Regions from separate parts of the Homo sapiens genome. Here region 1 is linked to region 2. A link is a contact called in ENCODE Hi-C or POLR2A ChIA-PET data. All regions are on one chromosome and are shown on one strand. The core of a region is the stretch at or near the end of the contact, and the rest is flanking DNA. Distances in the headings are between cores, read along the strand shown.

Region 1 (5,932 bases), core at 510-3,009, 55 kb before region 2:
ACCTGCCTCGGCCTCCCAAAGTGTTGGGATTACAGGCGTGAGCCACTGCGCCTAGCAACTTTTGTTTTTACAAAGGTTCCATTAAACTCAGCAACCCTCAGACTAGGATGAGACATTATACACTTTTTAGTGTGGTTCAGAGTAAAGAATATGTTACCTTTAAAGTATTCTTGCCAAAATTGTTTACTCCAACTCTAGTCTAGACTTAACTTCCAGTTTATAGGAAATACAAGGGCCGGAAGGAAAATGATACTATAAGTAAACACAATCAGACAAATCTAGAGTGTGGGGACAGCGTGTAAGGTGGCCACACTGACCTCATGAAAAAGTCAATTTAAAAAACGGGAAACTGTTCTAGACTAAAAGACTGTAGAGACAGAACAACCAACTGCTGTACATGAATTAAACTGGATCCTGGTTCCAAAAAACCAAAAAAGACTATGAAATACATTCCTGTAACAATTAGGGAAATAAAAAGGTAGCCTAGATACCAGATAATGTCATTGCTAATTTCTTAGGGGTGCCTGTGCAGGTGAAAGGCTTTATTCTCAGGAAACACATGTTGAAATATATAAGGGTGATGTGCCACGATGTCTACCACTTACTTTCAAAAACAAGAACTACAAAAAAGTGGGGAGTGGTGAGGAAAAAGTGCAAATATGGCAAAATGTTTCAGGAAGGTTTATTTTCTCAACTTTTCTGTACATTTGAACATATTCATAATAGAAAGTTGGCAAAACAGCGCACAATACAGGCACATGCCACTATGCCCAGCTAATTTTTCTATTTTTAGTACAGACGGGGTTTCACCATGTTGGCCAGGATGGTCTCAATCTCCTGACCTCATGATCCACCCGCCTTGGCCTCCCAAAGTGCTGGGATTACAGGCGTGAGCCACCGTGCCCAGCCATGCACTGCTTATATTTTTTAAAGTTGACAGGAAGTAGCCTAAAATCCCACTATAATCCAATATAGCTCAAGATGTGAGGAAGAGGTTTACTCCTGGAAGCTATTTTAACTCACATTAAAGGCAGAAAGTTCTCAGGGAAGCAGGAAGAGACTCATCCGGCTTCCTGCAGCTCTACCTTCATGTCCACCGTTCAGAGCCCCTGAGCTGCAGGGGTGCGCTTTCCACATCCAACTCCTGACATTACAGACATCAGGCTGGCCCACAACCTGTCTATGGACTCTTTTTTCATTGATAAAATCAAACCAAGCAAGAGATGTGAATGAGTGGTAGAGACAGGAGGAGGAGTATTCCTGCTCTATGTCTCAGTTCAAACAAGACTGAGTGCCTGATACACATGTTCTCTGTGGTAAATTTTTCCCAGGGTCCTTATTGCTTCAGTGACCTGCAAATCCTTTTTTTTTTTTTTTTAATTTTTTTTTTTTTCAGAGATGGGGTCCTGCTATGTTGCCTAGGCTGGTCTCGAGAACTCCTGGGCTCAAGTGAGCCTCCCACCTCAGCCTCCTGACTAGCTGAGACAACAGGCACCCTGCTGCAACCATTTTATTTAAAGGCAGTGGGGGCGCTTTCCTAGAACAAAATCCCACCTGTTAGTAAAAGCAGTCATCAGGACAGAGGCTGCGGCCACGTACCCAATTGCTTGCCACATCAGCTCTTTCCTCACGCCAAGGTCTACAGACTCAAGGCCAGGCACGTCAGCATGGCCTCCATGCTTCCCATGGCCATTGTCCTACCGACTCCTCCAGCCCCAGGAGTCCCCCTTCACGTTCCACGGCAGCAGGAAACCACTCCCTGTGGTACGTGCACACCATGGTGTCAATACCCTGGAACTCTGCTTGGGCTGCCTGGAACAACGTACCCCAGATTCGACTTGGGAGTCACAGCCAGCCCTTCCTGGGAAGTCCTCCTCCACACGTTGCCAAGCCACGGCAGCAGATTCTGTGTAAGGAGAGGTCTGTCTCCTCAACAGGTCCAATTGTACCTCAAAGGCAAGAGCTGCGTCTCTCTCACTGCTGTATCCCCAGTGGGTCCCCTGCCTGTCCTACATGTGCACAGTCTGCTGGGGACACTGGCTGGCACAACTCATCAGAGGACCATGAGATGAGCCTCACAGATGGCTCATGGGTTCCATCACTCTAGGCGAGGGAAGAATGTGAAGCCAAGACATCCACTCCTGGATTTTTAAGGGCTTTCACATCTGTTCCTTCATTTGATCATTAAAAAGCCCTGGGGATTAGGCAGGAAATAATACACAGTCCTTGTCACACAGGAGAAACTGATACAGGAAAGATCAGGTGCCTCGGGCAAGGTCACTTAATGCAACGCACTTCTGAGACTCGGGGGTAGTAAAAACCCATAAAAATGCAGCTTTATAATAAAGGAATCTAAGCATTTCATATAAATACACACAAATACTAGGGGATAATTGGAAGCCTCTGGGGAAAGCAAGGGAAGAAACATGGAGCTGAAAATACCTTTTCATAAATCTCATAATACCAATTTTGAGAAGAGAAAAAATATTTGTCTTTTTACTTGAAAAATGGAAACATTAAATATATAGTGACTAGAGGAAAGCAATTCAGTTAAAAAAAAGTGGCTCAAAAATGAAAGTTACGGTTCCATATTATACTGCTTGGTTTTTTACCAATAATAAACTTAAATCTCTGGGATAAAACATTCTGGCATTATATGTATTCTGCTATACATGGAAAACACAAGTTTTATAAAGATTTTAACTAGTCAATCCTTATACTTTAAAAATTTTCATTTCATTTTTGAGATGGAGTATCGCTCTGTCACCCAGGCTGGAGCGCAGTGGCACAATCCTGGCTCACTGCAACCTCCACCTCCCAGTTCAAGCAATTCTCCTGTCTCAGCCTCCAAGCAGCTGGCATTACAGGCGCCCGCCATCATGCCTGGCTAATTTTTGTATTTTTTTTTTAGTAGAGACAGGGTTTCACCATATTGGTCAGGCTGGTCTCGAAATCCTGACCTTAGGTGATCCACCCGCCTCCACCTCCCAAAGTGTTGGGATTACAGGCGTGAGCCACCGTGCCTGGCCTCCAAAATGAATTATCAATATAGAATTTTATTGTTATTATATGTTATTTTCTCATGAAAGTCAAATAGGCACATTAAAGAACATTTTGAAATTCAATTTTTAAAAAACGAACCAGAGGCTCATTACTATAAAATTGCTTATAATTTTTTGATTCACTTCCCTCCAGCTTTTTACCATGTGGATGGGCTTCTTTGTTGTCTTACGATGTAGCAATATACCAAACATCCCATTTCCTATCCTGATTTTTTTTAAGCTTAGTATCAACTTACTTGATATCTAATATCAACTGCATATTTATGCAGATTTTATTAATAAAATTGTATGAACATTTTATATAATTAAAATGTTAACTTAATGTTACCATATTGGTGGGAAATGTTGTTTTTCCAATTTATGGTTCATTTAGAATTTTTATTTTAATTTTTACCTGGACAGTTTTATTGTTCTTTTCCATTGTGATTCTTAAAGAGGCTTTTGCACCAGCTCCCCTCTCCTGCCCCTTTCTTCCCTCCCAGCCCTCATGGTTTTAACGTCACACACCCACCACATTTCAGAAGTGTTACCTGTTGGTCGTCAGGAGTCCATATGCCACACGTAATTTGACTTTCCAAGTTGATTTCGGATGACCAGTGTCTTTGTCCACTGACAGACCCAACCAGGACAAACCCATCTCGATAGGAAATAAGTGCTTGAGTTCCATCATGGCTCCACGTGAAATCACTCACCTTGGGGACACACACAGAAAAGAGTCAATTTGTAATCTGAAAAGGAAAACATTTTATCAAAGTCTAGACATAGTCATTAACTTAGACTTTTGGCTAAGATGGAGATGGCCTTAAAATATAACATATGTTATTTGAAAGCTATAAAAACGTTACTGAGGCCAGCCACAGTGCCTCATGCCTGTAAACCCAGAATGCTGGGAAGCCAAAGTGAGAGGATCACTTGAAGCCAGGAGTTCGAGCCCAGCCTAGACAAAATAACGAGATACTACCTCTACAAAAATTTTAAGAATTAGTCGGGGCCGGGTAAAGTGGCTCATGCCTGTAATCCCAGCACTTCGGGAGGCCGAGGCAGGCAGATTACTTGAGGTCAGGAGTTTGAGACCAGCCTGGTTAACATGGTGAAACCCCATCTCTACTAAAAATACAAAAATGAGGCAAGCGTGCTGGCACGTGCCCGTAGTCCTAGCCACTTGGGAGGCAGAGGTGAGAGAATCACTTGAACCTGGGAAGAAGAGGTTGCAGTGAGCCAAGATAGCGCCACTGCACTCCAGCCTGGGCAACAGAGTGAGACTCTGTCTCAAAATAATTAGTCGGGAGCAGTGGCAGACACCTGTGGTCTTAGCTACTCAGGAGGCTGAGGTGGGAGGATTCCTTGAGCCTAGGAGGTTGAGGCCTTAGTGAGCGATCATGGTGCCTCTGTACTCCAGCCTGGGTGACAGAACAAGGTATTGTCTCTAAAGAAATTTTTTTAAGAAAAATGATTGAAACTGACTTCAGTGCATACTGTGCATCACCAGTGTTCTGTATGTTTCATGTACATTAATTCATTAAGCCTCAAGTCAACAGTCTGCGGAAGGTATTACTGTTCTCATCTACAGAGAAGACTCAGTCAACATAGCAGGCAAGAGACAGAAACAGGAAAAATCCCAGGAATATCTGGCTACAGGGTCTTTCCTTTCAACCACTGTTACACTGCCTCTCACTTATGGTTAGTAATAGATTCTCCATCAGAGTCTGTTGGTCCCTTACCAAAACAGTAAAGCTCTAAGTTTCTGATTATATTGCCCCTCAGTCTTGCTAACAATACCCCCTCAATCAGAATGAAGAAAAAAAAAAATCTAACTGAAAAACATTACTTATACTTGAGTGTTAAGTTTATCAAATGCTATTGCATCTATTCAAATGACCACATTTTTCCCTCTATTAATCTATTGTGGTAAGTTATTTGTATGGATTTTTACATATCATACTATTCTTGCATACCTACCAGAGTCCAATTTAGAGGTATTGTCTTTTATATGCACAGTTGAAGCTGATTTGCTAGTGTCTTTAGATTTTCTGCATCTGCATTCATGAATGTAGTAGACCCGTGATTTTGTTTTGGTAATGTGCGTCTCTGGATTTAGCAGGGTTACGTTACCCTCTCAAGATGAGCTGAAGTAGTCCCTCTTTCTTCAATGCCCAGAAGAATTTGTATAAACAGATGATTTGTTGCTTGAAAGTTTGGTAGACAAGCCTGCCAAATCATCTGACTATGTATTTTTGTAATGGGAAGATTATTAACCACTTATTCAATTTAATAGTCCTAGTACTAAACTTTCACGTTTTCTTTTGAGACAGAGTCTTGCTCTGTTGCCCAGGCTGGAATGCAGTGGCATGATCTTGGCTCAGTGCAACCTCCACCTCCCGGGTCCAAGCGATTCTCTTGCCTCAGTCTCCTGAGTAGCTGGGATTACAGGCACGCACCACCACCACACCCAGCTAATTTTTGTATTTTTAGTAGAGATGGGGTTTTGCCATGTTGGCCAGGCTGGTCTCCAACTCCTGACCTCAAGTGATCTGTCTGCCTTGGTCTCCCGAAGTGTTGGAATTACAGGCATGAGCCACTGTGCCCAGTCTAAACTTTCAACCTTTTTACTTCTTGAGTCAGTTCTGGTAATTTTAGGGCTGGGTGTGGTGGCTCACGCCTGTAATCCCAGCACTTTGGGAGGCTGAGGCAGGCAGATCACGAGGTCAAGAGATCGAGACCATCTGGCCAACATGGTGAAACCCTGTTTCTACTAAAAATACAAAAATTAGCTGGGCATGGTGGCACGCGCCTGTAGTCCCAGCTACTCAGGAAACTGAGGCAGGAGAATCGCTTGAACCTGGGAGGTGGAGGTTGCAGTGAGACGAGAT
Region 2 (6,652 bases), core at 2,440-4,939:
CTTGAAAGTTGTTGTGAGAGAGAACCAACTGAGCTACTGAGGACATGGCTGCTAAGCACAGAAAGGCCATTTAAGGGCTGAGAAACATTGATTCAGCATAATACGTTATTGCCAAAGCAAAGGGAACTGTACAGTTTGGATGCCGGCAAGGGGCTGTCCGTAGTTCTTGCTGAACCTTTGTGGAGAGCCTCAAAGTATACTGAAATCTCAACTGATCACAGTTTTAATGTATAAAATATTAAAATAAAAACTGTGGACAAGACCCTAAAGTAAATGAAACCAGGAAGCTTGTCCACTTTTATTTTCAAACTCTTTGTCGGACCTAGGCAGCATCTTTAGTTCCTCCTTTCCCTTCAGACCTTAAATCAAGTCTACCACCAAGTCCTTTTCATTGTTCTTTTAAACAACTCTTGAAATTCTCACTCTCTATTCCTGCTGCTACCAGCCTATCCCAGCCCTAATCATCCACTAGGGCAACCACTGGGTGACTTCATCCAGTCTGATGCCCCGGTTTTTAATCTTCAGCCTGTATCTCCTCCCTAACTCCAGACTGCTTTGTCAAACTGCCCACTTACCATCTCCATTTCAATGTCAAACAGGGATCTCAAACTTCACAAGTTCAAAGCAGAGCTCTGGAATGCCTGTCCCAAACACTGTAGGGTCTCCCAGGTCCCCCTCCCCTCACTTTCTTTCTTTGTCCTGATCGAGAAGCATGGAGTACCTGGACCCTCTGTCTCTGGCAGCTGCATATTTTTCCCTGTAGGTCTGAACCCAAGCCGCAATCTTGAATACTCCCAAGCACTGATACAGTTGTTGAGGTTATCGCTTGAAACACTGAAAGATCAACCACAAGGCTAAACACGTAGAAACTAGCTCCCACTCCCTGAGCCACATTCTTTAAACCGTCATGAAACATTACACTCTGCCCCATCGTTGTGGACATGCCCAGGTAGAACCTCTTTTTACTATCAGTCCAGTCTCAAGAACTGCTGCAGCACTCTGTCCATAAGTCCCCTAATAACTGCTCTGGACTGAGCACTCTAGCGTTTAGTGCTTCTTTCTCTGGAATCCTCACTGGCCCTACCTCAAGAGAGTTGGGGCAATCCCTTGAGAAAACTTCCCTACCACTGCTTTTGGGGCAACTCTGGCCACAGGTTCATATGAGGAGAACTACCTCAGTAAATGGCAACTCCATCATCCAACTCATTAGACCAGGAAGTTTGAGTCTTCTCACACCTCAACTGTGATTCACTGGTAAGTCCTGTCAACTCTACCTTCAGAATACATCCCGAATCCAGCCAGTTTCACATCACACCTATGCCGCCAGCCTGGACTCTCTCCCAGACGGCTCCAGCAGCCTCCTAACTGGTCTCTCTGTTCACTCTGGACCTCCTAAGGACAGGCTGCTTCCCACACAAAACTTAGATTTCTGCCCTTCTTGCTCTAAAGTGGCATCATTCTCATGAATCTACCCACCAGCCCTGGGAAGATGATTCCAAAATGCTCTCTCTTGAGCCCTGACTTCTCCAGGTCCAAATTTTCAATTAAATACAAGTTCACTTCTATGTGGATAACCTACTGTCGCCTCAAACTCAACATTTCCAAACTGAATTTATCTTCCCCTCAAAACTGGCTCCCCTGGCCAGGCGCGGTAGCGCATGCCTGTAATCCCAGCACTTTGGGAGGCGGAGGCAGGCAGATCACCTGAGGTCAGGAGATCAAGACCAGCCTGGCCAAGATGGTGAAACCCTGTCTCTACTAAAAATACAAAAATCAGCCGGGCACAGTGGCACATGCCTGTAATTCCAGCTACTCGGGAGGCTGGAGAATCGCTTGAACCTGGAGAGGTGGGGGAGAGGTTGCAGTGAGCTGAGATCACACCACTGCACTCCAGTCTGGGCAACAGAGCGAGATTCCATCTCCCACCCCCACCCCCACCAAAAAAAAAAAAAAAAAAAAAACTGGCTCCCCCATCCTAACTGCTCAATTTTTATATATAATATCACCATGCTCCCAAGATAGAAACCCTAAAATTATTCTTTCCTTTTAAGTCTTAATATGCTTGGTATACATTATTATAATAAAATTTGGTATACAATTTTGCAGATTGCAAAAATGGTCACAATTCATCTTCTTCCCGCCTTGCAATGTGACTTTGCAGCTCCTTCCTTCAAGAGGTCAGGGCTATTTCTTTATCCTTTGAATCTGGGCTCATCCTGTGACTTTGGCCAACGGAATGCTGCAGAAGAGAGGATGTGCCAGTTCCAAGCCTAGGCCTTCAGAGAACTTAATGGGCTTCTCTTCTGTCTCAGAACCGTGTTTTCCCAGCAGACTGAAAGCAAGCCCAGGCTAGCCTACTGGACAAAGAGAGACATGTGGCCTAGCTGCCTCTGACATTCCAGCTGAGAGCCTATCAGCCCTCAGAGAAGAACTGTTTTGCTGAATGCAGCTGACCAGACACATAACTGAGTCTAGCTGAGAGTGTAAGAACCGCCTAGCTCAGCCCAGGCCAACTGCTGACCCACGGAATCCTGAGCTAAATAAACAGTTGTTTTAAGTACTGTGTTTTGGAATGGTTTCTCATATTACAATATATAACCATTATAAAATTTAACTCAGTGCATTAAAACATTATATTCCTAGTACTTGAGTCTCTGAGCACAGTGGAAATAAAAGGAAAAAAAAAGTCCTAGTACGTGGTAGACCCTCAATAAATGTCTTGTTCCATCCCAAATGTGGTCACGCAGAAGTCAGCCACCCGCTAGACTTGGCTCTTCAAAGGCAGGAGCCCTATCATGCTCATCTCCATATTCTCAACACTCAGCATAGTGTCTAGCACAAATTAGAGCCTCAATGTATGTGTTAAATAATTGTCAAGTGAAGATTTGAAATGTCTGCAATTCTAGGGCAAATTACATTTACATTACAATTAATGCATTGCATTACACAAAATGGATTACCTTTAAACTTAGGCAAGCTACTCAACTTTTCTAAATATCTGTTTCCTCATTATAAAAGCAATGGGGATAAGAGTGTCTTCCTCATGTAATACTCCTAAGGTTTAAATGCAATAGTTCATGCCACATCTGTAGCATAATACCTGGCACATATAAAATCATACCTATGTGGTGGGTGTTATCACTCACCTGTTTTTCTCTTTCCAAGTAAACTGTAAGTTACTTAGCCACAGAGATGTTACTGTGTGTGTAAGACAGTGCTGGCCACGTGGCAGGCGTGCTGGGTGCTTCATAAGCACATGGACTGCTCTCTGTACAGAAATCTCAATGGCTTCCCACTGCCCATTAAAATTTTAACTACTTTTACACAGCAATAATTTAAAAATCTTACCACCTCACCTATCCCATATTATGTAATATCACATACCAGATCAATGAGAAAGACATCCAGGTATAAGCAACAGAAACCCAAGTAACAGTGTCTCAGACAAGCAGTTTTACTTTTCCATCAAACAGCCTCGAGGTAGGCAGTTGCTGTCATTCTCCAGTGGCTGTCACAGGTGTCAGAGACAGCTGCCCTGAGTCCCTCAGCTGCTCCCTGTGGTCATGGGATGGCTGCCGCAGCTACTGGCCTGACAGCCACATTCAACAGGGTAAGCATGAGACAGAGACTGCCACATCTGCTCCTGTTATGTGGAAAAGTTTTCCCAGGGCTCCAGCCAACTTCTCCTATGTCTCATTGATATCCCACAACAGAGGCTGAGAAAGCATGCAGGCAGCCCTTCCAGCCTCTGAGGCTGTGGCAGATGGCATTTCCCAAAGACGCCCACACTAACAGATCTCACTCCACACGCTCTTCTTCAATTGTGACACTGAAACCTCCCTCTTGAGAGGTGGGATCTAAGTTCTTTCCTCTTGAATCTGGTGGGCTTCTGACTACAATGGAGGAGATGTTGTGTGACTTTCAGGGTGACGTAGAAGAGGTGGTGCTCCTTCCTCCCATATTTCTCTCCCCCCGGACATATGCCTTTGGAGCCGGGGATGCGGAAGAGGCCACGTGGATCGGCCACAAAGAGAGAGGCAGAGGTGCTCAGCAGGAGGCTTTGTCCAGTGTAGGCACCAGACATGGGACGAAGAGCCTTCCACATGCCCAGCAACACCCACCCACCATTCGACTGTGGCCTCATGACAGATGCTAAGCCAGAAGTGCCCAGTAGGATGCTCCCAAGTTCCTGATCCAGAACCCATGAGAGAGAAATGGTTACCGCTTTTTTAAGTAACTGAGTCTGGAGTGACGTGCTATCCAATAGACAACTGCAACATGAGTGGAGGCAGGTGAGAGGAGGTGCAGGGAAAAGGGGGCTGGGTCAGCAGGTGACAGCCACTAATGCTCTGCTCCTCCAGCTGCTGTCCTCACTTCCCCCATCGTCCACAGTTTCCGGCCTTCATGCCCCTGCTCTTCCCTGACCTGAAATCCCAGCCCTAGCTAGCAAAGCAGAGCCATCCCGCAGGTCGTAAGCCTGTCTCCTCACTTCCATCAAGCCACAATGATCTCCCTTGTTCCTGCCCATGACAAAATATTTTTAAGTTTAATTACTTTCAGTCACACTATTCTTTGCCCCCACTACTCTGGCTTCTTAAATCTAGCCTGGGTTCTTGTTCATGGGGATCCCTACATATTTCTGTATTATATATATTAGTTTACTCCAAACACCATCCAAGGTCAGGAGTAGCTGTTTAATAAGCACTTGCTAATGAAACTAAGCAGCGTGCATTTTACCCTACAGTGTTTCTTACAAACTCCTTCTCAAGATAAAGCTAGCCTTCTTCTTACCACTCAGTGATGGTCTGTGTCTTTTCCTCCTTCAAAACTCAGATCAAATGTAACTTTCCCTGTACACTTTTCCCTGATTAACTTCTTCCATCCCCAGAGGAAACACCTCTCACTCCTGTTCTTCTGCACCTTGCACACCCTTCTCATCCTCCTCACCTGTCTGGTTACACTGGAACTGTGTGTCCTGTCTCCTCACCAAACCACTCCATCACTGAGGGAAAGACCACCTCTCATTTATCGTTTTATTCACAGTGGCAAATGTTAATATGCAGGAGAAACTCAACAAGTGGTTGATGAATGGACAAAAAAGGAACACGCTGAATTGCCAACAAAAAAGAACATACTAAATTAAAAATTCCAACTTCATTACTTAACTTCTTTTTTGTTTCTGAGATGGAGTCTCACTCTGTCTGCCCAGGCTGGAGTGCCATGGTGCGATCTCGGTTCACTGCAACCTCTGCCTCTTGGGTTCAAGCAATTCTCCTGTCTCAGCCTCCCGAGTAGCTGGGACTACAGGCACCCACCACCACGTCTGGCTAATTTTTGTATTTTTAGTAGAGACAGAGTTGCTGCATGTTGGCCAGGCTGATCTCAAACTCCTGACCTCAAGTGACCCGCCCGCCTCGGCCTCCCAAAGTGCTGGGATTACAGGTGTGAGCCACCATGCCCAGCCTTAACTTCTTTAACACTTGGCTTAGGTAAGCATAGCAAGTCCACAATGTTAAAGAAAAAATAACACCTTGATAACTATGAAAATAAATTTTTAAATGTCCTTAATAAGCTACTTTGGAAAAATGTTACATTTCAAACCTGTTTTAAAACAAAAATATGAGTCCCAGGAGGTACCATTCATGAGTAAATTCACGGCTGAAAAGCTGAAACCAGGAACTCTTCTCTAATGGCAGCTGGTGCTAGTATGGTATTTCCTATGTTCATTGTTACTGCTATTGGAAAAGGATACTGCTATTGGAAAAGGATACTGCTCTTATAAACAGCTTTGTCCACTTCTAAGACTTTAAGAAGTAAAACAGTGAGTTTTTGAAATTACATGGGAAAAAAGGAATAAGCTGTGTTGCCTAAGTCAGTAGCAGGCTAGAAGCAAAACCCCTGCACTCTTCTATTCCTGTGACAAGTCTCCTCCCTGATCCGGCAGAGCGCCCATGAGAGAATACAAAAGAAGACTAAAGAAGTAGCTTCTCAGAGTTTCAAACTCTTCCCCAATTTCTTCCCATTTTGGAAAACCAATAAAGCCCAGAAAATACCACCCATATTTGCAATATATCCACACTACCAATTCCTGGAAAATGTCTGCTATTTACTTCTTGTTTTTTTTTTTTTTTTTCTTTAAAGACAAGGTCTCACTCTGTCATTCGGGCTGGAATGCGGTGGCGCAATCATAGTGCACTGCAGGCTTGAACTCCTGGCCTCAAGCAATCCTCCTGTCTCAGCCTCCCACGTAGCTGGGGCTATAGGGGCACTACTGTGCTTGGCTGCTGTTTACTTCTGATGAATATCTGCATCTGAGCAGGACTTTGCATCATTATGTTATTAATAGTATCCTAACGGCACTATTAAAATAAGTCAAGATACAGTCTGTGTAATCAAGATTTCCAACTAGCAGGACATGTCAACATAGAGATTCATAGTTTCCTAGTTTGAAGCTAAGAAAATTAAGCCTTTCTCACACTCATCTCAAGACAACTGCACACCCTATTCTCATTAGTAAGGTCTCCTGTCTCCCCGCCCATATGAAACCTACCGAGTTTTCAAGGACCCAGTTTGTCCTAAATCCATGTCTTCAACCACCAGAACACAGCAAGGACTCAATAAACATTTGCTGAATATATTAACATGGAAAGAA

What was found. Hi-C counts contacts between places; a loop is a spot of excess contacts on that map. ChIA-PET counts read pairs that join two places held with the same protein, here RNA polymerase II (POLR2A).
Region 1: a map of spleen shows a loop between it and region 2 (2.0-fold over the local background). The contact joins two enhancer-like sites. A Hi-C loop is called at or near these places in 2 of 168 maps with a recorded cell type or tissue (Right ventricle myocardium inferior and spleen). POLR2A ChIA-PET finds 5 or more read pairs at or near these places in 3 of 52 experiments (GM12878, T-cell and activated T-cell).

Annotation. Positions count from the first base shown.
Region 1 is chr6:158,427,558-158,433,489 of GRCh38, reverse strand. TULP4 (TUB like protein 4) reads right to left here. Exons shown (of 14, transcript NM_020245.5): 3 at 3,593-3,754. Among named protein-coding and RNA genes, the nearest start is that of SNORA116, 110 kb to the right of the region's middle. Within about 2 kb of position 1,759, at least 2 of the 41 ENCODE cell types and tissues checked have a DNase peak (open chromatin) inside an H3K27ac peak, as active enhancers do.
Region 2 is chr6:158,373,773-158,380,424 of GRCh38, reverse strand. All of the region lies in intron 1 of TULP4 (TUB like protein 4), which reads right to left. Among named protein-coding and RNA genes, the nearest start is that of SNORA116, 54 kb to the right of the region's middle. Within about 2 kb of position 3,689, at least 5 of the 41 ENCODE cell types and tissues checked have a DNase peak (open chromatin) inside an H3K27ac peak, as active enhancers do.